Linked DNA regions of Homo sapiens: regions 1 and 2 are each linked to region 3. Evidence: read pairs that join two places in POLR2A ChIA-PET (ENCODE). Cell type or tissue: PC-9. All regions are shown on one strand. Links, peaks and the distances in the headings refer to the core of each region. The heading gives the core; the rest is flanking DNA. Region 1 overlaps PPP6R3 (protein phosphatase 6 regulatory subunit 3). Region 2 overlaps PPP6R3 (protein phosphatase 6 regulatory subunit 3). Region 3 has its middle 34 kb from the start of MRGPRD.

What was found. ChIA-PET counts read pairs that join two places held together with the same protein. Peaks named below come from ENCODE experiments on the same cell type or tissue, not always from the same donor. Only the 100,000 strongest peaks of a DNase experiment are listed, where the experiment ranks them.
Region 1: POLR2A ChIA-PET joins it to region 3 with 7 read pairs; 2 of 35 experiments call an interaction of 5 or more read pairs at or near these places.
Region 2: POLR2A ChIA-PET joins it to region 3 with 5 read pairs; 2 of 35 experiments call an interaction of 5 or more read pairs at or near these places.

What each region holds. Positions count from the first base shown.
Region 1 is chr11:68,587,619-68,598,187 of GRCh38, reverse strand. It overlaps PPP6R3 (protein phosphatase 6 regulatory subunit 3), which reads right to left. Exons shown (of 24, transcript NM_001164161.2): 16 at 10,164-10,261; 17 at 7,474-7,528; 18 at 6,482-6,612; 19 at 1,970-2,091. Among named protein-coding and RNA genes, the nearest start is that of GAL, 92 kb to the left of the region's middle. In PC-9, for the core only: no CTCF peak of the experiment used is centred there; no DNase peak of the experiment used is centred there.
Region 2 is chr11:68,603,557-68,614,125 of GRCh38, reverse strand. It overlaps PPP6R3 (protein phosphatase 6 regulatory subunit 3), which reads right to left. Exons shown (of 24, transcript NM_001164161.2): 23 at 4,103-4,222; 24 at 1-1,060. The coding sequence ends at 1,009. Among named protein-coding and RNA genes, the nearest start is that of GAL, 76 kb to the left of the region's middle. RefSeq lists enhancers at 3,632-4,131, 4,132-4,633. In PC-9, for the core only: a CTCF peak has its summit at 3,233 (motif pointing left); no DNase peak of the experiment used is centred there.
Region 3 is chr11:68,941,338-68,951,906 of GRCh38, reverse strand. No RefSeq gene overlaps it. Among named protein-coding and RNA genes, the nearest start is that of MRGPRD, 34 kb to the left of the region's middle. RefSeq lists an enhancer at 4,408-5,271. In PC-9, for the core only: a CTCF peak has its summit at 1,465; DNase peaks (open chromatin) are centred at 1,436 and 5,256.

The DNA.
Region 1 (10,569 bases), core at 1,319-9,318, 350 kb after region 3:
TAAATACTGTATGATTCCATTTATATGAGATCCCTAGACTAGTCAACCCCAGAGAAACAGAGAGTAGAATGGAGGCTGCTAGGGACTGGGGAAGTAGAAATGAGGAATTGTTTAATGGGTACAGAGTTTTAGTTTAGGATGAAAAAGTTTTAAAGACCTGTTACACAACAGTGTGAATATACTACTGAACTGTACTTTTTTTTTTTCCCCAGATGGAGTCTCACTCTGTCGCCCAGGCTGGAGTGCACAGCATGATCTTGGCTCACTGTAAGCTCCATCTCCCAGGTTCAAGCGATTCTCCTGCTTCAGCCTCCCGAGTAGCTGGGACTATGGGTGTATGCCACCATGCCCAGCTTTTTTTTTTTTTTTTCAGTAGAGACAGGGTTTCACCCTGTTGGCCAGGGTGGTCTCGAACTCCTGGCCTCAAGTGATCCGCCTGACTCGGCCTCCAGAAAGTGCTGGGATTACAGGCCTGAGCCACTGCACCCAACCTTGAACTGTACATTAAAAAAACCAACAACAACAACAACAAACCCTACAGATTCCAGAGCCAACAGATCAGGGCATCTGCCCTGTCTCCTCCTCACACCTCCCTGCTGCCTGGAGCCCATCTTGCAGTTCTCATTATTTCTCATGTGTAACAGTTCAATGTCTTCATGGTTCTCCTGTCTCTACCATGCGTTTTCTCGTCCATTTTTCACTGTTGCCATGAATGTCTTGAAACAGAACCAATAATGATCTTCTTAGTCAAATCCTCAAGGGCTCCCTACAACCTTCAGAATACAACTCCTGATCTGGCCTCTGGCCTTCGCTCCCGCCACCTCATCCCCGAGCCATGCAAAACAGCACGTTCTGGGCATTTGGATTAGCTGTTTTCTCTCTCGCACGGGCAAATCCCTACGGGTCCTTCAGCCTCATACCCACCTGCCTCTACAAAGAGGCCTAATGGAAGGCTCCCCTCTTCTAGCACCCTGTACCCATTCCCCTGCACTGCCCATCTGCTTCCCCAGCCGACCCCAAGCCCCTGGAGGCAGAGTCTGTGGCCCGTTCACAGTTACAGGCCTAACACCTGGCATACAGTAGGAACTTGACAAAGGCATGTTGACTGAAACTGAATTACGGACAGAAAAGTCCACTTCCTCCTCCTGAGGGTGGGCTGGAAAACAGGCAGCAGAAAGAAGATCTCTCTTCTTCTCCCATCCCGTTTCCTTATCTGCAACATGTGGCAGTTTGCTGGATGACTGATCTGGTCCCATCTAGCTCTGAAGTCACCACAAGGTCCACCCTAGCTGGGCTTCAGCCTCTGGGATGAACATAAAAAAGGCCTTGCAGGGCAATCAGAGACTGGCCAGGCTTGGGGCAAGCCTCGCTATCAGCCCATATGGCTCCTTCACATGAACGTTTGTTTCCCAAACCTTTAGAAGTTTTTGAAGTATTTTTAAAAGGCCAGCTAACTCAAGTCTTCCTAGCAAGGAGCAGGGCACAAGCAAGCACTCAGCTGGACAAGTTTCAAGGCTGTGAGCTTCTGAAATCAACTACGAAGAACGCACTGAAATGCTTGTTAAGCTAAGGCTGCGTCCCCTGGCTGATTCCACTCACGAAGCCACACAACACAACCATGTCCTCCTCTTCCCACCAACACAGGGCCTTTTCCTTCTGCAAGAGCACACAGGGTACACAGCCAGAAGACTGACCTAGCAGTGGGCTCTGTCCTCCAGCCAGACCCACACAGCTGACGTTCATTTCCTACCAGGAAGGGGAGGTACCTTATCCACAAATGCATTCTGTGCTCCTTCCCTGAAGCTGTCTCTGAAACTTAAACCTCCAAGAGGAATTCACTTGACAACACGCTTCAACCCAACCTTTCCTTCAGATATCATCTCAGATGCTGTGAACTGCTCCTTTGCCAATTGTTCACAATACCTAATTCCAACACAGGGCAGCTGATCTGAAGAATGAATCCACTTACGTTCACTCAGGTCCACCTCCATTTTATCCTCCGTGTTGGCACTGCTGGGTTCAAACAAGTCTTGCTTTGCTCCATCTTCTTCTTCAGAGTCTGTACTTTCCTCACTGTCTGTACTCCCCGAGCTAAGGAAAAACAAGACCCAAGTATTTAACACTGCTTATCAGCCACCAGCTAAATCCAGAAAATTCTAACAGTCATCCAGCAACAAAAGGTCCTGTGGTGCTTCAGCAGGATCACATCTGTCTGAGCACCACGTGGTCAGGATGCCCGGGAAGACTCAGCTTTGCGTGCGTGCTGCCCAACCTCACACTAAGCCTCCACCACAGGAACACATGGGCTCTGCTTAAAGTGGAGGCCACAATCTAAGAACCACCTTCTCGAAGGGGTGGAGGTGTTCATTTCACTGTGGTGTTCATTTGTACTTTCCTAATGACCAAGGAGGTTGAGCATCTTTTTAAATGCTTATTTGCCATCTTATATCTTAACTGTCTTTTCACACTTTTGTGCTTTTTAAAAACTGAATTGTCTTTTTCTTGAGTAAAGAGATTTCTTAACTCTATACACAAGTCTTTTATCTAATGTGTCATTTGCAAATGTTTTCTCCCAGTGCATGGTTTGTCGTTTCATTCTATTAAAAGTGTCATTTGAAGAGTGAAAATTTTAAATTTTGATGATGTTCGGCTTACTAAAATCATTCTTTTATGGATGGGCATGGTGGCTCACGCCTGTAATCCCAGCACTTTGGGAGGCTGAGGCGGGCAGACCACCTGAGGTCAGGAGTTTGAGACCAGCCTGGCCAACATGGCAAAACCCCATCTCTACTAAAAATACAAAAATTAGCTGGGTGTGGTGGCGGGCACCTGTAATTCCAGCTACTCCAGAGGCTGAGGCAGGAGAATCACCTGAACCTGGGAGGCAGAGGCTGCAGTGAGCTGAGATCACGCCACTGCACTCCAGCCTGGACAAGAAGAACAAAACTCCGTCTCCAAAAAAAAAAAAAAAAAAAAAAAAAAAAAAATTATTTTTATGTATTGTGTTTTTGGTGATACATCTAAGAAATCTTTGTCTAACTCAAGGTCACAATGATTTTCTAAGTTTTCTTGTAGAAGTTTTATAGTTTAATGTTTCACATTTGGGTCTAAGATCCATTTTGAGTTAATGTATTATATAGTAAGAGGTACGAATCAGTTCACTTTTTTGAATATGGATGCCTGATGGTTCCAGCACCATTTGTTGAAAAGACTATCCTTTCTTCACTGAATTGCCTTTCGCCTCTATCAAAAGTCAGTTGTCCATATATGCGTAGGCCTGTATTTATGGGCTCTCTATTCTGTTCCACTGATCTATGCCCTACCTTCTTGCCCATATCATACTGTTTTAACTATTGAATTTTAAAATAAGGTAGTGTTTGTCCTCCAATTTTGTTGTTCTCTATAAGAGTTGCTTTGGCTATTCTAGATCCTTTTCATTTCCATATGAATTTAAGAAGCAGCTTGTTAATAGCTACAAAAAAGGCTGGAAGGATTTTGTTTGTGTTGAATCTATAGATTCAACCTGGGGAGGAGAGCTGGCAGCTTAGTATTATAATACTGAGTCTTCCTACTTATAAACATTTACCAAGTTGTCTTTATCTCAGCTATGCTTTAGGCTTTTCAGCATACAGGTCTTGGACATGTTTTGTGAGATTTGTCCCTACATATTTAAATTTTTTCTTTTTTTAAAAAAATAGAGATGGGGTCTCCCTATGTTCCTCGAGCTGGTCTCGAACTCCTGGGCTCAAGAGAGCCTCCTGCCTTGGCCTCCCAAAGTGCTGGGATTGTAGGCATGAGCCACCATGCCCAGTCATATTTAACTCACTCTCTCTCTCTCTCACTCTCTCTCTCACTCTCTCTCTCTTTTTCTCTCTCTCTCTCTCTCTCCTCTCTCCTCTCTCTCTCTCTCTCTCTCTCTCTCCCCCTTTTTTAAGAGACGGGGGTCTATATCGCTTAGGCTAGAATGCAGTTATTAGGTTGTGTAAACATTTAAAGTTGCTATGTCCTCTTAATGAATTGACCCCTTTATCATTATATCACTTTCTTTATCCCTTTCCTTTGAAATCTTTTGAGATTAATACAGACCTTCTGGCTTTTTCTTAGTGTTAACATATCTTGTTCTTTTTTGTGTTTTCATATATACTTGTTTCTTTGTATTTAAATCATTTCCCATAGGCAGCATTAATTAGGCCTCATTTTTTATCCAAACTGACCATCTTTGTTTTTTGTTTTTTTATCTTGGCTCCCTGTAGCCTCGACTTCCCAGCAATCCTCCTGCTTCGCCTCACAGCAGGCACACGCCACCATGCCCAGCTAATTTTTGTATTTTTTGTAGAGACAGGGTTTTGCCATGTTGCCTAGGCTGGTCTCAAACTCCTGGGCTCAAGCAACCCATCTGCCTTGGCCAACCAAAGTGCTGGGATTCTAGGTGTGAACCACTGTGCCCAGCCAATCTCTGTCTTTTAAATGAGGGTGTCTGCATCGTTTGTTTCACATGGTTATTTAGGACTAACTCTATCATTCTGCTGCTCAGTAGTTTTGTTTGTCCAGGCTGCCCTTTGTTCTTTTTCTGCTTTCTTTTGTATTTTATGATTTGATTTTATTTCCTTTGTTGGCTTATTAACAATAACTTTTCGTTTTGTTATTTTAGTGACTATTTTAGGGTTTACAGTATGCACCTTTAACATCACAATCTATCTTCAAGTGACATTATAGGCCTCAAACCAGAAACAACCAAAACATCCATGAATAGGAAAATGAATAAACAAACTGTAGTGTATCCTCTTAATGGAATACTACCCAGCCCCTGCCCAACCCCACAAAAATAGAAATGGACTACTAATACATTAGACAACATGGACAGCTCTCACATTAATTATGCTGAGTGAAAGAAGCTAGACAAAAAAAGTATAATGTATTGATTTCATTTATATAAAACTCTAGAAAATGCAAACTAATAGAACAAAAAAACAGACGGTTGTGGGGGACGGGACAGGAAAGAGGAAGGTATTACAAAAGATCATGAGAAGACTTTTTGGGGTGATGGTTAAATTCATGATGTTGATTGGGATAATGGTTTCACGGATGTATATACATGTTGAAATTTCCACACTGTACAACTGAAATAAATGCAGTTTACGTCAAGTATGCCTCAATAGAGTTGTTAAATAATAAAAGCTGCCTTCTGTCATCAGTGTTCCCTCTGGGTATCAGGTGCCATCTCCCCCAGGACACAGTCTTCCCTGACACACTAAATTCTCTGTGCCTTCCACACGTGGTGCTCTGTGAAGATATACTGTATTACTGTCCTCATACATATTAGTCATGCTGTGGGCAAGCATCATTTAGTGAATCCATTCAACATAAGAAACAAAATCTCAGTAAATGATGGCAAACAAGTCTGAGTGTGACTTTATCCAAACAAACAAACAAAAATGCCATGAAGGTATTTTTCTTTTGCTGTCTGGCTCTGGAGCTATAGCAGCTATCTTGTGATCATAGGAGATAACTCAACATGCAGAAGACGAGAGCAGGAATAAATAAAAGATGCCCGGTCTAACAGCCTTATTCAACTCCCTTATCAACTCTGGACTGTAGAGACAAACACAGCTTTACTTGCTCAAGCCACCGCTGAGTCTGCTATAACCTGTGGCAACAAGCATTCCCACAAGAGGCAACATAACTGGCAGCGAGAGGTGATGCTGAGGGACTCCCCGGCAAGAGGACTGGACGGCTGGAAGAAGGGATGAGACAGTTTTACTTTTCATTGCATACTCTTTGATTCCCTTTGAATTCTAGGCCACGTGAAAACATTACTTATTATAAGTAAATGAATAAAATGAGTAACAATAAATGAAATAAAAATGAAAGTTCAGCTGTTGTTCAAATATTCCTCTCTTAAGCTGCTGATCAAATATTCCTCTCTCTTAAATATGAAGATTCTGACAATGAATGCTCATATAACAAGATTTGTCTGTGTACAGAAGCATCATTTATTTAGGTTCCTGTGATACGGATGATTTAAAAAAAAAAAGGACTGGATTGACCCAGATATATTAATTGACATGGCCCTATCTTCCCCAAATAGATTAACTTTTAAATACAATTTCCCCTTCCTTTGGGAAGTTTTCCATCTTTTACAAGAAACAACACATAACTGCTGTTGTAATTACTGATGACGGAACATTTATTTAGTAAAAGGCACTATGTGACTACGCTTGTCTGCAACATTTCCCCTTTGGAAGACGCTGGGCCCCAACACCTCACGAACTGTGTCTAAACACCTGCAGCATTTCCCAGCAGATCACTGTCACACTGGAAGCACCAACTCCCGCCAACAAGGGCATTTCTGGCCATGACAAAAAAAAACACTGGTTTCTGGGTTAACATGTATGTTTGGTGATGACACAATGTATGTCTCATGATAATCATTTTCTTTACAGGTTGGCTATAATTACAACTATAACCAACTATCTTTCACCTGGATCGTCTTTGGGATTCTGGTGTGAATGCGATGTGCTTTTCCTCCCATATATCTTCCTCATCAGAGCCACCATCATCAAACTGTTGTATTCTTTCCTTACAACATGCTTCAAACAAGGCAATATTTCCCTAAATAAAAATGAGAGGAAAAAAACAACAAAATAAATTTAAAGTCAAGTTATCTTCTCTTAAGCATTACCAATGTAAATTGCATTTTTTCACTGCTTTACAATATGGTGCCTATCACATACACCAAAATAAAATATAAACACCTAACATTAGTTTCTGTGTCCGTAACAAGAATTCCCCTAAAAAAAGACTGGGTTTCCCTAAAAAGACTAGCAAAAAGAAGCATAGACCATATCCTCTTTCATCTCATCAAAGCATCATTGTAATCCCAGGAGCCTCCCCTGTCCTGGAGATGCGGTCCCAGGTCTGTCCTAGCAAGGAAAAGCAACCGTACTTATTTGCTTTTACTAGTCCAGCTGAGCAGTGATAACCTTCAATGGCTCAAATCAGCAGTTCCTACCTTACTCCATCAGCAAATAAGCCAGTGGTCTCTCATGCTAGTCAACATAAAATCAATAAACTGTCTCCATTCAGGTGACACGACTGTCTCGGTGTTTCCACAGAAATGCCTAGTAACGAGGGGCTTGCCCTGACCCAGTCCACATTTCTCTCCTGGCAATACAAAGGAGTCAAAGGCAGTGGGTTGGTGTCAAACTGCAGCCTTCTCTTTGAAGTCAAGTGTCTACGCTGCAATCACAAGTGACCCTGGTCTTATTAGCTCCACCAAGTCATAAACCAGGGCTGCAAAAATCACATGCCCACGGGTGCCAGGTAGGCCGTGGGACAGAGTGAAGTATGTAACACCAATTTAGGATTAGGGCTCTAGAGCACAGGGGTCCCAGCATGTGGCATCCACACAGGGACTCACCCAATTTTTAACCTCTCATGTGCCACACTGCTCACAACAGAGTTTATACTTACACTTTCATTTGTATTGAGAGTAAAGTTGATGTCTGATACTCGATCAAAAGAAACACTGTAAAAAAACAAAATAAAAGTGTAGGAAGCATTAATTACTATCAGCTCACAGAAACCGTATTTATGAAAGTTTCCAAATTTAAGATATTTACACTATCATCAAAATCTCTATAAATAAAAAACAAACAGAAACAACCTTCTTATATTAAATGATGCCAGCTCCCTTGGTATTAATGAATTTATGTAGGATAGGAGGGCTGCAATAGAAGCCTTCTGAGACATAAAGCCTTTGGGACACCCTTGAATCCTTCCTATAAAAGATTTTTAACATCTATGGTAACAACCATAGTTCCATGGGCCATACTAATATAACCAAGAAAAAGGTTATTTGCAAAGAACCAAGTCAAAACATGAAGTATACAAAAGCTGTCAGACACTTGAGTTTTCTCCAGGGATAGTCAAACTCATACACAAAATACATAGACACCCATGAAATCTTATGCTGTTAACAAGATATCATCTAGAAAAGCAAGGAGGGAGTAAAAGAATTCATTGCTTATTAAACATAAGTTTGAAGAGGAGGGGCTATCTTATGATTCTTAAAATATTTGTTCCACTCAATCACTAGTCCAAGCATGCAATACAGACTGTAAAGAGATTACAGATCCTAACTAGGAAGATGAAGCAAGAGTCCAGGCACGTGAATGTCGAGACACCAAACAGGGACCTGCAGGGTCTGGTGTGAGGTGGTGGATCCTAGCCTGAGTAGAATGCTCCTGGGGTATGGACAGAATATCTTGTGTTCTTGCTCTTTTTGAGTTAAAATGAGCCAATTCTCAAGGCACGTAACAGCCTTCAACTCTTGCTGTTTACAGCGGCACCTCCATTCCACTGTGCCCATACGGCATGTTTATAGCACAATTAAGAGCGTGCTGTAAAAATATTTTAGCTTCTCACATACTGCAAACTGCAACCTGTGACAAACAACAGGCTCCACTGGCTGTGGTTCAACAAATTATTGAGAATTTACTGCTTCCAAAGACCACAGCAGATACTGGGTGTCTGTGGCATAACCGTGTCTCCTGTGAGAATCATCATCCAATATTCAAATACCAGCTGCCTTCATTTTTTTTCTTAAACTCTGTGTCAATGAGCTATAATATCTACCTCAAAATATTTTGTTTATAAATCTCTTCTATCCCAATGTCAGATGCTAGACCACCTGTTTTCATTTCTATTAACTACCTACACATTTTCTACTCGTTAATTCTGTACAGTATCAATAATTCTCATTTCTCTGCTTCTTACCCTGACTGCAAAATGAGTGGTTAGTGTGTCTGGCTCTTGCAAAAAACCCAAATCTACCTTCTGATGAGTCACCTAGAGATGAGAATACATGTAGGGCAGAGCTTTTCCTGCCAACCTGGTCATCTGCTGGAACGTGATGCCCCAGTCAACAACACAGGGATTAATAATTTTATTATTATTATTATTGTTATTGTTATTATTGAGACAGGGTCTCCCTGTGTTGCCCAGGGTGGAGTGCAGTGGTGCAATCCTGGCTCACTGCAACCTCTGCCTCCCAAGTTCAAGTGATTCTCCCACCTCAGCCTCCTCAGAAGTTCGGACTACAGGCACACACCACCCAGCCTGGCTATTGTTTTTGTATTTTTAGTAGAGACAGGGTTTTGCCACGTTGGCCGGGCTGGTCTCGAACCCCTAACCTCAAGTGATCCGCCCGGCTCGGCCTCCCAAAGTGCTGGGATTATAGGTGTGAGCCACTATGCCAGGCCAGGATTAAGGACTTTATAGATAATACTATTTAACGTTAAGAGCTAGAATTAAGAACAGTGACTTGAATTCCTAAAAGTGTAATCTAATAACAATAGGCTTCTGTGAAAGAGGTCAAACCCTATAGGTGAATGCTTCTTTCCTTGCAGTGATTTTTTTTTTTTTTTTAAAGACCGAGTCTTGGCCAGGCGCAGTGACTCACGCCTGTAATCCCAGCACTATGGGAAGCCGAGGCAGGCGGATCACGAGGTCAGGAGATTGAGACCATGGTGAAATCCCGTCTCTACTAAAAATACAACAAATTAGCCAGGTGCGGTGGCGGGTACCTGTAGTCCCAGCTACTAAGGAGGCTGAGGCAGGAGAATGGCGTGAACCCAGGAGGTGGAGCTTGCAGTGAGCCAAGATAGCGCCACTGCACTCCAGCCGGGGCAACAGAATGAGACTCTGTCTCCAAAAAAAAGGGACCACGTCATGCTCTGTCACTGAGGCAGGAGTACAATAGCACATCTCAGCTCACTACAACCTCCGCCTCCTGAGTAGCTGGGATTACAGGTGCCTGCCACCACAACTGGCTAATTTTTTATATTTTTGGTAGAGACGGGGTTTCACCATGTTGGCCAGGCTGGTCTCGAACTCCTGACCTCAAGTGATCCGCCTGCCTCAGCCCCCCAAAGTGCTGGGATTACAGGCATGAGCCACCGCACCCGGCCACTGCAGTGTTATTTTAAGTCCTAATTATCCAGTCCCAGGGCCAATCTGCTGGAACTAGAGGAACACCGTGGAAAGAGCAGGTTCCTCCCACTCACGAATGCTCAAGACTAAGAATCCCGCAGAATCACACATACATCTACCAAGAGCAAGGGTGTGCAAGAGCAACAGCGGAAACAGAAAAACATACTCACTTGCCAATGTCATCTTGATCTGCAAACTTCTCATCGTTGAAGCCAAACTGGTCAATAAAATTGGACGTCATTTGTTGCATCTGATAATCAGAAAAGGCCTGGCAACCCCAGGACCAGTGACAGTGATATAATGATTCTAATGATATTCTACATACTATTTGCCCATTTGTGTTCCAGAAATCATCTTATTTACATAGCCATAGGGCTATAAAAGTTGGTGTGTTTTTCTAAAAGAAAAATCAAATAATTTCAGACACAATTTGCCAAAAAAGGAAACGTTTGAAATTTGGTCTACAAATCATTCTAATGCACATGTCACTGTAAGAAACACTATGTGACCACTCTGTCCTCTATTGTGAATTATCTTTAGAGAGAGGTTTGGATTAAGCCTAGTTTAAAGTGATCA
Region 2 (10,569 bases), core at 1,038-9,037, 340 kb after region 3:
GCCTGTAAAATGAACGCACTCTAATTCCATTAGCAGCACGAGCATTTTCAACTGACTTGCCTAATAGGATTTATTTTAGGTCTGTTAAATATGCAGATTGCTCTGAAATGTTCATTGGTGATGCTTGTTAACAAGGTAAATTTTGGTGAATGGGTTAAAAGGCAGATGAACTACCAAATGAAACAAAAAAACAAACAAAAACAAAAGCCAAAAAAAAAAAAAAAAAATCCCAAAACACAAGCCATATACACTCCAAATAGTCTAGTGTTTCACTTGTAGGAATAATCATTTCAAGCAAACAAGACTTGAACAGAACATATGGCTTTACGATAACATCAATTTATCAACTATGATGTAGCAATAAATACTTTACTTAATCTCTACCAATAGACTTACATTTTTGATCCGTTTTAAACAATACAGAAAACAATTACCAATCAAAAACTGGTTATAAAAAGAACACCAAATATTTCTTATTCAAAATCACTTTTGTAAGTTAGAACAACCAAAATAACACTTAGAGGGCATTTTCATTCTACAACTCCTTGTCGGCCTGGAGGAAAAATGAATTCATAATTTTGTACAAGGTGAAAAATGTATGAAAACCGCCTAATACTTTGGTCACACTAATAATTGTCAAAGTTATGTTTCAAATACAATAGATCTGTGTATTCACTTTTATAAAACTATTCTTACAGCCATTTTAACTATAGTATTACTACTATTATTACATGGGTGGCAAGATCTTATTTCACAGGCTACCCATTATTTAGAACAATACAATATAAACATACGCAAAAATTCTTGGTATTTGTCAATGTGCAATATTTTTACACTTCTGAATTTCTCTGTACAATGTCTTAGAATCTAGAATATAAAGGTTGCTGGTCCTGATCCCTTGCAGAGTGAGTGCAGCAGTGACAGCTTGGTGGGCTCCAGCTGACCCCTCCAGAGCCCCTGAGTGGTGGCGGTCTGCAGTCCTCAGTCAGCAGCAGCAGACGTCACCCGTCATACAGGGCCATTCACTGAAGTGTCACCTGGTGCGCTTGGTTGGCCAGTCCTAAGGAGCAACAGACAGGCATCGGAGGCACTTGCAGCAGAAATATGAAAAACAAAACCTACTTAGCTGAGCTCCCCAAGGGCAGGGACAACTTATTTTAACATTGTTTTGAACTTAGTAAGTTTTTAATAAAATGATATGTAAATGAATGGAGCAAAAGCTCTAGAAAAATCTGAGTGAGTGCATCTAAGCTTCATCACCGGGTGAGCAGGCATTCAGCAAGGGCAGCAGCAGAGCAAATGCTCTGGGAGAACCGCCCCACCGCGGCCTCCAAGAAGCACAGGGAGTGACTAGGTCAGTGGGGTATAAACTGTGGCTTCCAGAGCCTTCAGGAGCTATGTGTTCACCGCTCCTTCAAGAAAGCTTTTATGTGACCCACAGATTGGAATCCACATACTATTTCACTTGGAAACAGGATTCTGCTACTAGGAAAGGGGGGAAAAAAGGAAAGGAAAGGAGGTTTGCAAATAAACTACTGGAAAAAAAAAAAAAGGTGTCCACTTGAAGAACATGTCCCACAAAGCAAATGTTAGGCTCAAAACTGGGAGGGAATAACAGGTGGGACAGTATATAACAAAGTGTCCAGGTTTTGCCTTCCTGCCAAAATTACAACCTGAATATATAACCTATTCGGGAAGGCTTGACCAAAATTGTATCAAGCAGACTTGGGAAAGGGTGCTTAGGGCCGTAACTGGGATGCCCACAAGCACTTTTCCACTAGCATTCACAATTTACAGCTAGAATGCTACTCATGCCTTATACCTGCTGGTTATACAGTGAGCCAAAAAGTCAGCTCTGCACACACAATCCACTCTGCTCACTTACTTACATCTGATGGTGGCTCCGTGTATGAGAGACATAGGAATCGAGACTTCTGGAACTAGACATAACTGGTATATAACTAACTTGCCTTCACTTAAACAAGCTGAGTGATCTTATAAGTAGATTTCTTAGCCCCTCTCAGTTCTGTTTTCTCCTCTGTAAAATGGGAAAAGAACCCTCCCCACGCCCCACAGGGCTTCACTAGTATACATATGAAATAAGTACATAATGTGTGCAGCATGCTCAGCACATCAGAAGCACAAAGGACATGCTTGATAAAACAGCTGTGAAAAGTGAGATCATGTGGCAATGCAGATCTTTAAGTGTGACAGGAAACAGCGCGCCTGCCAATCCAAGGAACTGTGGTATCTGGCTGGGACGGGAACCACACAGGAAAGACGGGTGAGCTTCAATATCCCATGCTGTCATACGTCACTTTAGAACACGTGCAATCTAGGACGCACTCTAGGTCTGCCCTAATGCCCACTCCAACGTCACCTCAGAGATCCTCTCCCCCGCACCCCAGCTCACATGGACCCCTGTCCCTTCTTCGTGGCTTCTTGATGAATGTGCCTCTAGTATGCCCCGAGACCACTGGGTGTCCGTGTGCTGCAGCTTTATGACCCGGCCTAGACCAGTGGCCACCACACACAAACGTGTGTCAGAGGAAAGAAGGACAGATGGATAAAGGCATGGACCCAAGTGATGCCCCTCTTCTTCCACTGGCTGACCCCATCTTTTCCTCCATCCCTTGGCCCGGCAGGTTAGGGCAGGGCTCTTCAGAGCAGGCATTCCCAGCCACAGAGGAGAGCAAGTGGCTTCCCCTTATGCAAACAATTCTTCTGTGCTCAGAAAGCCAAGGAAATGACTCCAGAGCCTTGTGCATCCTTATGACAGAGAAACCAAGAATATTCCCCTGAAGCAACTGCCCCAAACTGGGATAGACCTGGACGATCCTGCCTAGGCAGCCCTCAATATAAAGGAAATTTATAGGTAGAAATCAGAGAGCTGAAATAATTGATTGGGAATGAGACCTATAAAGGACCATTAAAAAATACATTGAAACCCCAAGAAAGAGAGTGACTTGCCCAATCCGTAGAAGCAGAGTTGAGGCAGCTTCCCAGTGCTAGAGGGCCACCCTGCCTCTTCCCCCAAAAGCCTTCACTAGAGCCAACATGCTCAAATAGTTCTTAATTTGTTTGTTTTATATGCAAAAAAAATATTTCTAATCACAAAAACAAAGGCTTTATTTTGGCTACAATTTCCACAGGAGGAACACAAACAGCTTGCTACACTGTGAATACAGGATTTTGGACCAACAAAGAGTGCTCCCTGCTGGTTCCCACTGGTTATGCTCTCATACAATGCTGGCAAGATTTGGGGGAGGATGGGGTGGGGGTGGGGGGTTAAAACTTCTCTGAAATAGCTTTAAAGGTCATTTTATTCCTTATGGAAGGAATATACAATCTTAGCTACATTTGTTCACAGAAGTTGATTGTGGGAAGTGCTGAACAAAGCTTCCTGTGGCCCAGGGGTGCAGCCTCATCTTTGGGCCATGCTCAGTCTTGCTAAGGGCCTGGCATGGGCTCCGGGTGGCTGAGACTTAGACTGGCCCATCCCTTCAGACCACTGGCTCAGGCTAAGCAAAAAGTGACTAGAAACAAAACATCACATTCTAAGTCACACAGCTCTGGGAGTGGGCATTTCATACTTAAGATTACAGGGAGTCACTTAAGCACTAAGAATTATTTAGCTACATGTATGAAAGGGCTCCAGCAAGTTCTCCTTGTGTCACACAGGGCAGGAATGTGGGCAAATAGGCACCACGATCTGCTCGTGCCTGGCGGCTGGATGACTTTAGTGGGGCCAATGAGAACTCAAGTCCTGGAGGGGCTCAATGCCACCCTCAGCTCAGTACCTCAACAACAAGGGTGAGGAGACCCCTCTGTTCGGAGCCACTTCTAAAAGAGCGAGTGATGTTAAAGAGTCTCTAAAAACTGGTTTTCAGTTTCTGCGCTAAGGAGAGGAACTGCTGTTTCTAAGTTCTCAGCTCAGTCGGACTCAGCTCATTAAGGACTGAGAAAACCCTGTCCTGCCAGGTCAGCGGCCTAAGACTTGAGCACAGCTGTAAACGATCCCTATAGTCCCCTCCCAACTCCCAGGAAGCAACAGGCAAGGTCAGGGCAGGGCCTGGGTGGGTTTGAGGAGGCGGGTGGTTACCTCTGCTCGGGACTGCTGCTGGGAGGCCTGGGCGCCGCGCACTTCGCCTCTGCAGTCTCGGGACACTCCTCTGCGTCTTTACAAGCAGCATCTTGAGAGGTAGACAGTTTCCCTTCCTCACTGCAGTAAAGAGGATGACAGGCACATCAAACACCCTAGGGACCAGCACCTAGGCACCAGAGGATGAGGTCACATGCAGATGGCTCTGGAGTCATGACTGCCGCGGAGGCAAAGCATCCTGGGACTGAGCATGCGCAGGGTGCACGATCACACAACCACAGACAGTGACTGGGGAATCACAAAAGGAAAGGGTCGCACACAGGTGGGAACCAAAACAGGGACAATGTAATGTGGCTGGCGTCTGATAAAGAACGGTCCCATAACACTGTACATACCGATAGGATTTCAACACTCTGAAGCCCAGTGTGCAAAACAGAAAAAGAAATGTACAAGAGTTTCAGAATACTCCTAGAAATGAGGAATTTGGGGGAATAATATGTCCACGACTGCACGTAAGCAAAACTGCAGACTCGGTGAAGGTGTCAAAGAACCTGTTTGAAGGAATGAGTCTTTAGTTAAAGCACTTTGCTTTTGGGGCCAAGCCCACCATTAAAGCAGCAAGACAGACCCCATCAGCTTGCTGGCTGGAAGCCTCAGTCACATGAGGTCACCGTGTTGACTGCATCGGATTTCACGGCTCCTCGAGTTGCCCTCGAACAATGTGTGAGAAGCACAAACGCCAGAGGGAGAAGAGGGGGCCAAGAGCTGATCCTAAGGACACAGAGGATTTGGGTAAAATGAGACCCAGAAGGACTGTTTTTCCCCCTTAGATGGTTCTTGGTGGAGAAAGACACAAGAGACACTCTCCTCAGCTCTGTGGGCTAGAAATTTAGACTCTGCCTATTCAGTCTGGGATTCCCCTTTTTACATAATCACAATGGCACTAATAAGAGTGAAAGGTCCATCACTCAGAGCTGATTCTGTCCTGGATTTTGCTTATGAAAAATCTCATATTAGGATGCATTCTTGGGTCGTTTCCAGATAGTTCCAAGCAATTTATAAGTAGGAAAATGAGTTAAAATCATATGATTTAGTGATCATCTGAATTACCTGGTTCCTTCTTTGTAAAGTTACTCTTCTTCATCCCCATTCTCCACTCCTTTCCCTTCAAAGCAACTAATGTGTTTCTAATTCTAATTCTTTAAAAAATAGTCATAACACAATGTGTATTCTGAGTCGCTAACTGGGATGGATTCAACTCTACATCTCATTGTATTTACCTCTTAACTCAGCAAGTCGGGGAGACCCACTGTCCCCACTGACTGTGGCACAGCACCCGTGGCGTGCACCTACCACTCTACATGGCTTCTCCCAACCAAAGCTGCCCTCCACCTCACACTTCCATGCAGGGTGCTGTGACGACCATCACTGTCCACGGCCCCTGGCAGACCTGTCTGGGCGTTTCTCAGTACTTGACACCCAGGAGTGAAGAGTTGTAGGCCATTTTTCTACCTACAAAGAAGCCCACGCTACTACCCAGAATGACTGCCCTGGTCTGTATTCCTCACCAGCAGGCCACCAGGGCCCCGCAGGCTGCAGCCCACCGCCACTCAACATCATCCACCTTTAACTGCTGCTCGTGTAAGAAGAGTATCAAGTCCTATATTGTTATCGTTTATAATTCTCTGATGAGTTTTGAGCATTTTTGTTTGTTTGTTTGTTTTAGCTTTTAAGGCTTGTCTATAAACTTATCTTTTGCCAATTTTCTAATTTGGGTTTTCTTCTTCTTACTAGTTTATAGGAAGTCCTTGAATATATAATGTCAGTCTCTTGTTGATTTAGCTACTACAGATGTTTTTTTCAGTTTGCCATCAGCCTCTTAATTTTGTCTGCAGCATTTTATCAACCAGAAATTCTTAACTTTAATATAATCTAACTCAACTCTTTGCATTATAGTTTCTGTTTTTGAAGGCTTTTTTTTTTTTTTTTAAAGAAGTCCTGCCGAGGAAGGAGGCTCACTTGAAGCCAGGAGTTTGAGATCAGCCTGGGCCACAAAAATAAAAAAGTAAACAAACAAAAAAATTAAGCCAGGAGTGGTGGCACACAACTGTAGTTCCAGCTACTTGGGATACTGAGGTGGGAGGACTGCTGGAGCTCAGGAGTTGGAAGTTACAGTGAGCTATGATTGTGCCACTGCATTCCAGCCTGGGCAACAGAGCGAGACCTCGTGTTAAAAAAAAAAAAATCTAGATTAGATATAGACTGACAGATGATAGATTAGATAGGCAGACAGACAGATAGATAGATAGATGACAGACAGATGAGATAGATACAGAAGTCCCTTTCTGCACACAGGTTAAAAAGACATTCTGTATTTCTTTTATTAACCATCATGAGACTCTGGCCTCCGGCCTCATCACTTAACTCTAGTGCCTCAGTTTCCTCACCTGAAAAGCAGGGATAATAATCCCAGTACCTATCTTATAGGGTTCCTAAGAATAATCCATGAGCTACCACACATGGAGAGTGTAGAGAGCAGGGCCTGGTCCACAGAAAGCACTGCACATGTTTTTCTTATTGTCTTTTAATCCAGCTGGAGTTGTTTTAGAATGTAGATTAGGGAGGATCTTGCCTGACTTTTCCTTTTGGTGAACCAGCCCTTCCTCTCCCTTCCCCATTATTAATCCCTCTATTTCATCACACTGACACCTGTACCTGTTTGGACACTAATATCAAAACTGTTCCAATCACTGTGACTTTGCAGCGTGACTATCTGGCAGGGCAAGTCCCTTTTTCAATCTTCCCTTTTGGTTACCTCTAAGCAATTTGGGAACCTTCATTTTTCCATATAAATTTTAGAGTATTAAGTTACTTCTAAAAATCCAACTGAAATTTGGATTGAGACTGCGTTAAACACTAACTTCAGGATGGCAGATGTCTCTGCAGCACTAAGCTATGCCATGGTCTCCACTTGTCCAGATTTCTCTATAGAGACTTGGGTTAAGATCATTCCTGAATAATTTATATTTTGATGTATTTTGGAATAATACCTTGCTTTTTATGTTCTGGTTGCTTACTACTGATGAAGAAAAAGACTACTGATTTTTTAAACTGATTTCTTACTCAATAGCTTTACTGAATTCTTATTAGTTACAAGTTTGCTACTGACTTGGTTGTAGGTAATCATTACCACCTGCAAAGAACAACAGTTTTATCACTTCCTCCTGATCTTTACCTATAACTCTATTTCCTTTTCCTTCCAGGACTGCCTAACACTGGCAATGAAAATGGACATCCTTTAAGGCTTCATCTTAAAGTGAATGCATCTAAACTTTCCTCATTAGGTGTTAGTTTTGCTGTAGCATTTTGGTATTGGTATTTAACTTATACCAAGTTAATGAAATTCATTGCCAGGCGCGGTGGCTCACATCTGTAATCCCAGCACTTTGGGAGGTGGAGGCAGGTGGATTGCTTGAGCTCAGGAGTTTGAGACCAGCCTGGGCAACATGGTGAAACCCCATCACTACAAAAAAAAAAAAAAAAAACTACATAAATTTGCTGAGCATGGTGGCGTGTGCCTGTAGTCCTAGTCCCAGTTACTTGGGAGGTTGAGGTGGGAGGATGGCTTAAGCCCAGGAGACAGAGATTGCAGTGAGCCGAGATCCACATCACTGCACTCATCTTGAAGAAGAAAGAAGAAAGAAGAAGAAAGAAGGAGGAAGGAGGGAGGAGGAAGAGGAGGAAAGAAGAAAAATAAATTCACTTCTGTTACTGGTTTTCTCAGAGTTTTAATCATATATAGCTATGGAACCTTATAAAAAAAATCAAATGACTGACTTTCTGTCTAACACCATATATGGAGATTAAACTGACAGATTTCTCTGACTTTGAGCCATCCTTGCCTTCCAGGATAAACCCTAACTAATCATTATAAATTATTTTTAATACACTGTTGGATCCAGTCAGCAAATACCTTACACAGGATTTTTGCATTCAGTAGCCTGTAAGTGGCATGAACTGATCATTTTCTGTAATTATCTTTATCTGGTTTTGGAATTCAAATTTCACTGCCCTCATAAAAAGAGCTGGGCAGGTTTTGTACTTTTTCTATCTTCTCTAACAACTTAAGATAGGAATTAGTAGACTGGTGAGCACGAAATAGCATTTACTTACTACTGTAACTGACAGGTCCCATTTACTCTGGATTTGGTTTGCTCCTTGTTTTCCTCCACAGACAGTTGCTTGTTTGCATCCTTTGTCCATTTAAAAAAATTAGACTATCTCTCATTGATATAAGGTTATTTCTAATATCCTGGCTACTGGTTCTTTACTGGTTGTGGCTTGTCTTTTCATTTTATGTCTTCTGGGATATTAGAAATTAAAGTCAAACTTACCAAGATTTTCCTTTATGGTTTGGCTTTTTATGGTTAAAAAAATGCCTTACACCCAAACTGTAAAGATACTCTCTTTTGTTGTCTTCTAAAAGCTGTACAGTTCATGCTTTTCATATTTATGTTGAGACAAAATATCTAATTTTATTTTTCTACTATGTGGATAATCACTATTTACTAGTCCACTCTTTCCTCATTGAATTATAATGGCATTCTAACATGTAACAAGTTCATGTAGTGGAGGGGGTCTCTTTGTATAATTCTTTGCCAAAGCCACACCATCTCAGTAGCTTTACTAAGTTTTGTTTTCGCTTTTGTTTGAGACAGGGTCTCATTTTGTCCCCCAGGCTGGAGTGCAGTGGGGGACACAGCTCACTGCAGCCTCGACTTCAGCACCCCCAAGTAGCTGGGACCACAGGCACACACCACCACACTCAGCTAATTTTTGTATTTTTTGCAGAGACAGGATTTTGCCACGTTGCCTAGGCTGGTCTCAAACTCCTGGGCTCAAGCAATCTGTCTGCCTAATCCTCCCAAAGTGCTGGGATTACAGGTGCAAGCCACCACACTCGGCCAGCTTTACTAAGTCTTGATATCTAATATGGTGAAGCCCCTCACTTTTTTCTTTAAAATGTTTTTGGCTATTCCTGGCTCTCTTTGGTCTTATGACTATTACAATCAGTTTCTCAATTTCCATGAAAATCTCTATTGGGATTTTGATGGAAATTTCATTAATTTCATAGACTAACTTGTTCAGAAATGCTAAAAATATCTTCACATTGATAAACATGGCAAATCTTGGTATTTATATTCAGGTCTTCAATATATTCCATGAGATTTTAAACTGTTTTCCCATAAAGGTCATATTCCTAGTTATAGATAAGGTTTTACATTTTTATTAAAAACAGGCACATTTGGAATATCTTATATTGATTTATAGGATGCAAGTGATTTTGTATGTCTCCAGTAAACCTGCTAAACTTTTCTATTAATCCTTATCTACAGATTCCATTGGAATTTTTATGTATAAATCATAGCCTATCAACAGCGACTATTTATTTATTTGGAATGCTGCATTTGCTAAGGCCACCAGCACAGTGCTGAAGACAAATAGCAACTGTAGGTCCCACTTTCTGGTTCTTGTCTTTAAAGGGAATACTTCTAATGCCTCACTGAAGAATCAAGTCTACTCTAGATTTTCTAGAGATACTTACCAGTTTCACCTATTTACTTTCTATTCCTAGGCTGCAAAGAAAATCATGAACAGCTTTAATTTGTAATCAAATGCTTTTCTCCTTTTGTCTGGGAATTACTCTGAATAATTTTTACCATGTACACACTGGTGTTTACATTGTGTCACTGGAGCACATATCCTTGGTCATGACTTTAAAATACATTGCTACATTTGGTTTGCTAGCTTTTAACTTAAGTTTTGAGAATAATTGCTCATGTATGAAATCAGTCTACAGTCAGTTTTCTTCTTTCACTCCTTGTTTTGTAGTGACCTCGCAATAAGCAGGGAGGCATTCCTTCTTGTAATGGCTGGAATGGTCTCTAAGACTAAAGCTCTAAGCACAGGCTTAGCTTCAGTCCTTAAGTTTTGACAGACATTTTTCCCATTATTCTCTCAGTTTTAGGTTTTTAATATCCATTACAATTCCTTTTTTGAGTTTAGAAGTGAATTTCTAAGGGTCACGTTCTTTTAAAGCTATCATTTTGCTACTGAATTTTCATGACTGCATTATGTCCTGAGATAATCATCTGTATGTTACTGAAAATAAGTAAAGGTTTTTGTAAAACCAGTCGACCTGAAACCGGTTTTCATGGGCCATGCTCTGTAGCCTGTTACACAAGCCAATTTCTATTGTGATTAAAGATTTATCAATTCTCATAGTTCTATCAAACTGCTAGATGTAAAATACAGTCTTCTGAACACATTTATGGGGGAAAAGGCACTTAGGGGCCTAAACTCTCCATCTCTTCATTAAGATTTATTGTGTTTAATGGAGACAACAGAAAGACATCAAGCTAGTATCTGAACATTCATTTGAATCAAATTAAAAATTTTAATGTTTG
Region 3 (10,569 bases), core at 1,397-9,396:
CCCCATCTCTACAACAAATACAAAAATTAGCTGGGTGTATTTTTTAGCTGGGTGGCACATGCCTGCAGTCCCAGCTACTCAGGAGGGTGAGATGGGAGGATCACTTCAAGCCAGGAGGTGGAGGCTGCATGCAGTCAGCTGTGATTGTGCCACCGCACTCCAGCCTGGGTGACAGAGTGAAACCTTAAAAACAGAGCTGCCACGGTGGCTCACACCTGTAATCCCAGCACTTCAGGAGGCCAAGGCAGGTAAATTGCTTCAGCCCAGGAGTTTGAGCAGCCTGGGCAACATGGTGAAACCCCATTTCTACAAAAAATACAAAAATTAGCTAGATATTGGTGGCGCATGCCTGTAGTCTCAGCTACAGGGGAGAATGAGGTAGGAAGATCGCTTGAGCCCAGAAGGTTGAAGCTGCAGTGAGCCATGATTGCACCACTGTACTCCAGCCTGGGCAACAGAGCGAGACCCTGCCTCAAAAAAGAAAGAAAATGTAAATCAGATCTTTCCCAGAGGCCCCCAGCCTCTGGGGGCCTCTCTCCTCTGTCCTCCTCTCCGCTGTTCATTAAACAGAACCAGGTTCCCAGGTCCCCCTGGAATCAGGCTCCCAGGTCCACCTAGAATAGGCACAGGTCAAGGGGATAGGCTTGCCGTGACTGGCTGAAACCCCCAAAGGCCATTCCCTGGAGCCACACACCACACCTGGAACCACAGCTGGGTTCTCCTGGCCGGGCTGATGTCAGATGTCTCCCCCAGCAACCAAGGTGCAGAATGTACCAAGGTGTCATGACCTCTGTCAGAGAATCACACAGTTCTCCCAGCAGACAAGCGGGTACTGACACCTGTCATGAGACAGAGCGGGCCTGTGAGAGGAGGAGCTCGGCCCCTGTCCGGCTGACCCAAGTGACAGGAGGAACTCCGACCCTATCCGGCTGACTTTGAAAGGGCCAGGCTGAGAGCTGCATCCACCGCTGCTACAATGAGGACAAAGAGCTCCTACCCCAGGGGGGCTGCAGCCTTCCCTGCTTCTGCTCATGGCGAGGGGCCCCAGGTCTCAGTAGAACTGTCTGGTAGATGCCAATCAGCCTGACATCACTAGAAAACCCGGAATTCTGCATATACATGCATTTCCAGGAGTGTGGGACTTCTGGGTAGCATATGTGCATTAAACAAGAAAGAAATACAATTCTTATTATTAAGAACATTTGGACAGTGCTTTGTGAGCCATTAAAGTCACTCGTCCCCCAAGCCGGAAGCGTGGGGATCTTCCCAGCCCCTCACCCCTGCAGGAGGCCAGTCTGCAAGTTCTGATGACTGAGCCCATGCATAGTCAGCAGATGCGCCCCTGTGTACCCCACCTGACTCTGACTTCTCCAGACTATAGCTGCTGGCAGGTTTTCCACCTCAGACACCTCCTCAAGGCAGCCACCAGAGGGACTTTTCTAAGACACAAACTGGGCCAATTTCCCTCTCCTCACTGCCCAACTCTGGCTCACCCCAGCCCACAGCCACCGAGACCACACAGGCCTGGGATGGAGAAAGAATGTGGAGGACCCCAGACCCACTGGAAATCTGGCCTTTCCTTGGCACTTGCTGAAAAATGGGAGCAGCTGCGACCCCATCAGCTGCCTAACTGGAAAACCAGCAGGAATTGTCCTGTTCTGATTATAGAACCAACATTCATCATTGGAGAAACTTTTTTTTTTTTTAGCTATAAACGAGAGACCAAGAATCACACCAAATCCCAAAGATCAGAGGTGTTTACAATGGCCATATGCCTTTGTATCTTTTCTTTTTCTTTTTTTAATTTTAGAGCCAAGGTCTCACTATGTTTACCCAGGCTGGCCTGGGACTCCTGGGCTCAAGCGATCCTCCTGCCTTGGCTTCCTGAGTAGCTCGGACTACAGGTGTGCGCCACCACACCCAGCTCCATCTTTTCTATGCATATATGTGTGTTTGGCGTACGTTGAGCATGCTGATTTTGTAGTTTTATATCCAACTTTTGTCATTAAGCACTAACATTAAATGATTATGTAATATAATGTGATTATAAAATGATTCTACTGGTTGTTTACAAAGTATCTGCAAAGGGCCAGGTGTGGTGACTCACGCCTGTAACCCCAACACTTTGGGAGGCTGAGGTGAGAGAATCACTTAGCCCAGCAGACCAGTCTGGGCAACAAAGACCCTATCTCTACTAAAAATTTTTTTAAAAAATTATCTGGGCATGGTGGCATGTGTCTGTAGTCCCAGCTACTCAGGAAGCTGAGGTGGGAGGATCTCTGGAGCCCAGGAGGTCGAGGCTACAATGAACCGTGATTGTGCCACTGCACTCCAGCCTGGCCAACAGAGCAAGACCCTGTCTCAAAAAACAAAGTCTCTGCAAAAGATAACTTAAATATTATAGAGCAACAGTCTCCAGCCTTTTTGGCACCAGAGACCGGTTTCGTGGAAGATAATTTCTCCATGGGCCAGGCCGTGGGGCGGCAGGGGGAATGATTTCAGGATGACCCAAGCGCATGACATTTATTGCACACTTTATTTCTATTATTGACATTGTAATATATAATAAAATAATTCTACAATTCACCATAATGTAGAATCAGTGGGAGCCCTGAGCTTCTTTCCCTGCAACTAGACAGTCCCATCTTAGGGTGATGGGAGACAGTGACAGATCATCAGGCATCAGAGTCTCATAAAGGAGCACGCAGCCTGGATCCCTCGCATGCGCAGTTCACAATAGGGTTCGCGCTCCTATGAGAATCTAACGCCGCCGCTGATCTGACGGGAGGCGGAGCTCGGGCGGTGACGCGAGCAGTGAGGAGTGGCTGTAAATACAGATGAAGCTTCACGGGTGCACCCACCACTCACCTCCTGCTGTGAGGCCCAGTTCCTAACAGGTCATGGACCCGTACCCCTGGGACCCCCTGATCTAGAGAAACATCCATGTAAAGTTAGCGGATTGAACACACACATCTACATAAGGCCACTAAATAAATTGATGCCACAGAATCACCTAAAGGCTCAGGAACTGGGGGCCTTGGGAGCCCAAGAAGTGGGGTGGGAAGGAGCTAAAATAAGGCGGGTGGATGGAAGTCTTTAAAAGAAGCAATCAGTCATGGAGACAGAAAATGAACAGAGATTCCAGGGGCTGGGGGGTTGGTATTTGATGGGGATGGAGTTTCCATGTGGGAAGATGAGAAAGTTCTGGAGACAGATGGTGGTGATGGTTGCACAATGCTGGGAATGTAAGGGATGCCGCTGAGTTGTACACTTGCTTACACAATGGTTAAAATGTTAAATTTCATGTTATAGATATTTTACAATTTTTATGAAAGCAGCAGCAATCAGATCTTCTAATCCCATCTGCTACTCAGAGAAGCCTCCTCCTCTACTCTGAGAAAAGACCAAATACCCGACTAGGCTCTGCAGTGGGTAAAACAGAATGAGTCTGCCTGAGGGTCCCAAGGCATAGCTGGGCGGGGGAACCCCGTACTGAGTGGAGGGTGAGTAAGCAGGTGTATGAACAGAGACTGTGATTGCAACCTGGCACATCCAGGGGGAAAGACTTCTGGTCCCTGGCTCAACGGCCGGGCAGCTGATGCCTCAGTGAAGCCCACAGTCAGCGAGCCCTCCGCACGGTCTTGGAGAGTCAGTCCCTGGCTGATAGGAGGGGACAACTACCAGAATCTGCAGAAAGCCACGATGCGAAAGGCAGACGGAAGCCATTTGTAATCGAAACACTGCAGGAAAAAGAAAGCAGCAAACAATACAAAACCACACCCACAGACAGAAAAGAGAAGACGCAGCCCCACAGGGAGAGCACTGCAAAAAGGGACATGAGGGAAGGGCTCTTCGATGCTGAAAGGAAAATGGTGTGAATTTTTAAAACCTAAACAAAAATAAAATGGTTGGAAAATAAGGCTGAGGAACATCTCATTGTTTAAAAAAGGAAGAGATGGAGAGATAGAAAACAGGAAAAAAGATGTAAGAAGGCCAGAGGCAGTGGCGCACGCCTGTAATCCCAGCCCTTTGGAAGGCTGAGGCAGGTGGATCACTTGAACCCTGGAGGCTGAAGCTTCAGTGAGCTATAATCGCACCAGTGCACTCCAGCCTGGGTCACACACTGAGACCCTGACTCAAAAGCAGCGACGGCCTGGTGCGGTGGCTCACGCCTGTAATCCTAGCAGTTTGGGAGGCCGAGGCGGGTGGATCACTTGAGGTCAGGAGTTCGAAATTAGCCTGGCCACATGGCAAAAACCTGTCTCTACTAAAAGTATAAAAACATTAGCTGGGTGTGGTGGCGGGCACCTGTCATTCCAGGTGTAATTCCAGCTACTCGGGAGGCTGAGGCAGGAGAATCGCTTGAACCCAGGAGGCGGAGGTTGCAGTGAGCTGAGATTGCGACACTGCACTCCAGCCTGGGCAACAAGAGCAAAACTCCATCTCAAAAAACAGCAACAACAACAAACCCAGAAACTGATTCTCTCTCTTCAAGATAAAATCTCGAGGGGCGGCCCTGTCCTGCCACTTCCAGCTTCTGGGGGCTCCACGTTCCTTGGCCTGTGGCTGCACCACGCCAGCCTCTGCCTGTGTTTGCAGGCAGCCTCCTTCTCTTCTCACATGTCTCTTAGACGGACACCTGTCATTGGATTTAGGGACCATCCAGGTAACCCGGGATGATCTCCTCTCAAGAACCTTTACTTAATTACATCTGCGAAGACTCTTTTCCCAGATAAGGTCACATTCGCAGGTTTGGGGATTAGCATATGGATTTACCTGTGGGGAGGGAAGCGCTCAGTCCACTCCCCGGGGCAGACCAGGCACTGGATTCTGGAGGCGCTGCACTCACCTGCCTACTAAACATCCCAGGAGAAATGTGAGTGGTATTTGGAGTGTGGGGAGGGATCAAAGCTGGAGATAATCAGCACATGACTGGCACCTAGGGCTGCGAGGCTGGGGACTGACGCTCAAGTCCGGTGCCCAGAAGGCAGCCTGAGCCGGGGGCATGCGACTCACTGGGCGACTCTCAGGGTGGGTGCTGGGGAGCTAAGCAAACATGGGGTCTCAGCAGGGGACAAGGTCGGCCTGACCCTACCGCAGCCCCAGGGCCAAATTTCACCTCAGGGTCGGTGCCACCTTGAGACAAGCACCGGCCTCTCGAATCTCCATGTTCACTGTGCTCTGTCCAAATTCTTGAGCCACAGAACCCATGAATGTGATAAATGGCTGTTTTGGGTAGATGTGTTATGCAGCCATAGTAACTGGAACAGCTTTTTTTTTTTTTCCTCTGATGAATCAGAAAGCCTGCCTTACCATCTAGTTTCATAGTGAGAGCCTGGCTCAGATCCCACTTCGTAACTGGCCGTTTTTGTTCCTTTGGCCCACAGGAAAAAAGGCTCCAGGCCGCCCCTGCTCCTGACCAGACGAGGACCCTAGCAGGTCCACAGCGTCCCCTCCTCGGCCAGCTGTTTCTTTTTCTTTCTTTTTTTTTTTTTGAGACAGAGTCTCGCTCTGTCGCCCAGGTTGGAGTGCAGTGGCGCGATCTGGGCTCACTGCAACCTCCGCCTCCCAGGTTCAAGCAATTCTCCTGCCTCAGCCTCCCGAGTAGCTGGGATTACAGGCATGTGCCACCATGCCCGGCTAATTTTGTATTTTTAGTAGAGACGGGGTTTCACCATGTTGGGCCAGGCTGGTCTCAAATTCCTGACCTCAGGTGATCCGCCCGTCTCGGCCTCCCAAAGTGCTGGGATTACAGATGTGAACCATCGCACCCAGCCAGCCCTGTTTCTCTCTGTGGTCTGGAACACGGGGGTGTTTATCTTGAGTGTGGCTATATGTTTTCAAAACTCTTTCCATTTTCGCTGAGTCAGAGACGGGTTGTGGGGGCCGTGCCTCTAAGTGTAAACTTGCAATGTCTCCATGACCAGAAGGCTGCCCTCATGATGGGGACGGGAGGAGCCTGTGGTATTAGCGTAAGGATGGACAGATGAATGGCACAGAATTGAGAACCCAGAAATGAACCCCTCCATTTATGCTCAAACAATATTTAACACGATGCCAAGGAAATTCCGTGAAGAAACAGGAGTCTTTCAACAATTGCTGAGACAACTGGAGATCCGCATGCAACAACCAACCAACCAAACCAACCAACCTTTGGCCCTTGCCTTATACCAATACCATACATGAAAATGAACTCAAGATGGATCACAGACCTGAACAGAAGAACTAAATCTGTACAATGTCTAAAAGAAAACATAGGAAAAACCTCTGTGATCTCAATTTAGGTAAAGAGATGTTAGACATGACACAGAAAGCACAGCCATAAAAGAAAAAAAATCGATAAACTGGACTTTAAAAAATTAAAACTTTTGCACTTCCAAAGACAATATTAAGGAAATGTTGAAAGAATCCAAAGACTGGGAGATAATATTTGCATATCATACATCTGATAAAAGACTTCTATCCAGGCTATATAAAGTTTTGTTTTGTTTTGTTTTGTTTTTTTGAGACAGGGTCTCCCTCTGTCGCCCAGGCTGGAGTGCAGTGGCATGATCTGGGCTCACTACAACCTCTGCCTCCCAGGTTCAAGCGATTCTCCTGCCTCAGCCTCCTGAGTAGCTGGGATTACAGGTGCACACCACCATGCCCCCGCTAATTTTTGTATATTTAGTAGAGATGGCCTTTCACCATGTTGGCCAGGATGGTCTTGATCTCTTGACCTCGTGATCCGCCTGCCTTGGCCTCCCAAAGTGCTGGGATTACAGGCATGAGCCACCATGCCCGGCCTAAAGATATCTTATATCTCAATAATAGGACACTTCAATTTATCTTAAAAATGAGCAAAAGATTTGAACAGAAATTTCACCAAAGGGCCAGGCACGGTAACTCACACCTATAATCCCAGAGCTGCCCAGAGGGATCCCAGAGTGGGCTGAAGGGCACCACGCTGCTTTGGGAGGTTTTAGGCCCACATTATAGCCCTGGCACTTAAAAGGAATTGTGGTCACTGCTGGGAGCTTAGCAAAAGCTATATTCCCAGTATTTTGGGAGGCTGAGGCAGGAGGATGGCTTAAGCCCAGGAGTTCAAGACCAACCCAGGCAAAAAAGCAAGACCCTGTCTCTATGAAAATAATAATAATAAAAGAGGCCAGGTGTGGTGGCTCACGCCCGTAATCCCAGCACTTTGGGAGGCCAAGGTGGGCAAATCACTTGAGCCCAGGAGTTTGAGATCAGCCTGGGCAACATGGCGAAACCCCATCTTTACAAAAAAAAAAAATAGCCAGGTGTGGTGGCACGCGTCTGTAGTCCCAGTTACTCGGGGATGCTGAGGTTGGAGGATCCCTTGAGCCTGGAGATCCCTTGAGCCCAGGAGGTCGAGATTGTAGTGAGCCCTGTTTGTGCCACTGCACTCCAGCCTGAGCTACAAACTAAGACCTGTCTCAAAAAAAAAAAAAGAAAAAAAAAAGAAAAATTTACCAAAGGAGATATCTACATGTCCCGTAAGCGCAGGAAAAGGGTGCTCAGCTTCCTTAGTCTTTAAGAAAATGCAAATTAAAACTACAATGAGATCATAGTATATACCCACCAACATGGTGGTAATAGTAATAATAATCAGACAATACCAAATGTTGGCAAGAACAGAAAAACTAGAACCCGCATACATAGCTGGCAGGAATGTAAAATGGTGTAACCTCTCTGGAAAAGCCTGGTAGTTTCTTAAATGAATAAACTAACTTATGACCCAGCAATTCCACTTCTAAGAATCTACCCAAGAAAAATGAGAATGCATGTTTTCACAGAAGGACTTGAACGATGAATATTCATAGCAGCCTCATGGGTCAAAACAGCCAAAAAGTGGAAGCAATCTGAATATCCGATAGATGAGTGGATACACTAAATGGGTGTATCCATACAATGGGACATTGTTTGACAATAAAAAGAACTGAAACACTGATACACACCACCACATGGGCAAACCTCAAAAACATCAGGTGAAGTAAAAGAACGCAGATGCACGGGGCTGGATACGGATGTTCCTCGACTTATGATGGGAATATGTTCCCCACAAATCCATGGGGAATTGAAAACATTGCAGATTGAAAATGCTTTCAATACACCTGACCTCCTGGGCATCGTAGCTTAGCCTAGCCTACCCTACACATGCTCAGAACGCTTACTGAGCACACTTATCTAACACAGAACCTATTTGATAATATAAAGTGTTGAATTTCTCATGTCATTTACTGAATACTGTACTGAACATGAACACAGAATGGTGGTTTCTACTGAATGCATACAAGCCTTTGCACCATTGTAAAGTCAAAAAATCGTTACGTCAAAACCACGGGGAGTTGGGGACAGTCTATATTTATATGAAGTTTCCAGAAAAGGCAAATTTATAGGGACAGAAAGCTGACTGGTGACTGCCTGGGGCTGAGGGCAGGAGCAGAGATTAACTGCAGACCAGCACCCAGCAGTAGGGACGGGTAGGGGTATGTGGCCCAGCCCCATGTTTACTAACATCATCGAATCTGAATCGTATATTTACAACGAGTGCATTCTATGGCATGACAATTACACCTCAATAAAGCTGCACAACAGAACAGCTCATTGGCAGCTGAGGGCTGGGGGAGATTGTGAGCTGCAGCTTCAGTGGAGAAGGCCAGAAGCCAAAACCAGAGCCAAGTGAGGTAGCAAAGTAATTCATATCCCTGGGTAATGAAGAACTGGCCCCAATCTGCCCACCCACACGAGAGCCTGCTTCCCCATTCTGCTTTTCCTGCAAGCAAAGAAGTTTCCAGACCAAATAAGGCTGCAGCTTTTGCTATGCTCCCAGTGGTGACCACAATTCCTTTTAAGTGCCAGGGCTATAACGTGGGCCTAAAACCTCCCAAAGCAGCGTGGTGCCCTTCAGCCCACTCTGGGATCCCTCTGGGCAGCTCCAAACAAACCAAGGTAAACAGAGCAGGCCTGCCCTAGGCCCGCCCTTGGCCCACCCTTGGCCTGCTCGGCACAGGGCGGGGGCGAGCTGTGTTGGGTGCAAGGAAGCCAGGCAGACCCACACTGGGGGACCTGCGACTTCCACCAGCAGCTGACCGGTGGGCCCTTGGGACCTGGGCACTCTTGCCTCTGTCTCTGGTAGGAAAGGCCATTTGCTGAAACCCTTCTATAGCGGCATGTGCCGTCTCGTTCCTCTCCACTGCTGCTTTGCAAGATGACGAGGAGGAGGGCAATACATTTATTAGAAGCCAGGCGCCGTACCCAAGGCCTTGTGTGTTTGATCATTTCATCTTCACAGCTACCCTGAGACAGGTCTTGTTACTTCCCCATGTTACAGAGGAGGAAACTGAGGCCCCAAGGCACGCAGCACATCCCAAGTAAACTCAGGAGCAAAGCCCAGAGCTGGCAGGGGCTCCTGCCTGTGCCCACTGCCCTGCCCGGCACCCCCGGAAAGGAGCACATGGCAGGGCTACCTCAGGGGAGCCGCACGGGTGGAGGTGGGCAGTTCTCCTTAGAAGGGAGTCCTCTACTCTCTTCCACCCGGTTCCGGCCCGGGTGGGCTACAGCCTGCAGCTACTGTCAGCAAGACCACACTCCAGCTGGCCAGGGAGACGTTTGGCTTGGGAAATTTTTTTCCTTTTCTTGGGTTACCCTATCCAGGCCAAACTGTAGGGTACTTTTCAAACAACCAGCTACAAATATTTTCCTAACAAGGCCTCTCTGGGATGAGAAATGGAAACTTTTTATGTTGCAACCTTGGGTTCTGGCATTTTAACAATGCATCACCAAGGGCCGCGGTGGTCAGTGCTGAAGGGGAGAAGGCTCCATGCAGGAGGCTGGGGGGCACAGCCAGGGAGACGACAAACCCGGAGCCAGGTCCCGCAAGGACATGATGCTGCACTTCATGTCTTCCACTTAGCACAGCTGGCGCGGCAGCAACTGTTCCCGTCCTGCTTCATAGATGACAAACAGGCTCAGAGAGGAGAGGTGACTTGCTGAGGCCACACCTCAGTGGACGGTGGTGCTGGCTGGCGTTCAGACTCAGGTCCCTCCGATTCCAGAAGCTTCCACCCCCCACCCGCCCGGCCCGCCGCTGATGCTGGCTGCCTTCCTCTACTTCAAGCTCCTCCTGGTGGGACGGCCCACAGAAGAACACCTGGATAAAGGTACAGGGCTTGGATTCCAATCGTGCCTTCTCTAATGAGTGGGGCGACACTAATTCCATACTGCCTCCATGCTGGGAGGGGTATGCCCAATAAGATAAACAGATGTGGGCATGACTGGGTCAGCAAAGATTCTTTGGCAGCAAGTGACAAAAACCCAAGGCAGACTTCTTCAGCTAAAAAAGGGGATTTACTAGCTCAGGACACCAGGAAGAATGGGGTGGAGGTCAGGCATGGCTACATCCAGGTGCTCAAACAGTGTCATCAGGTCACTCTCCCACCCCCATTTTTGGGTCTGTTTCTCTTTGGCCTCCTTCTCTCCTGCAGACAGGCTACCTAGGAGGCAGGGAGTGTGGCTGTCGGCTGTCTCCCACCCAAGAGCCAACATCTTTCAGCATCCGTGTCA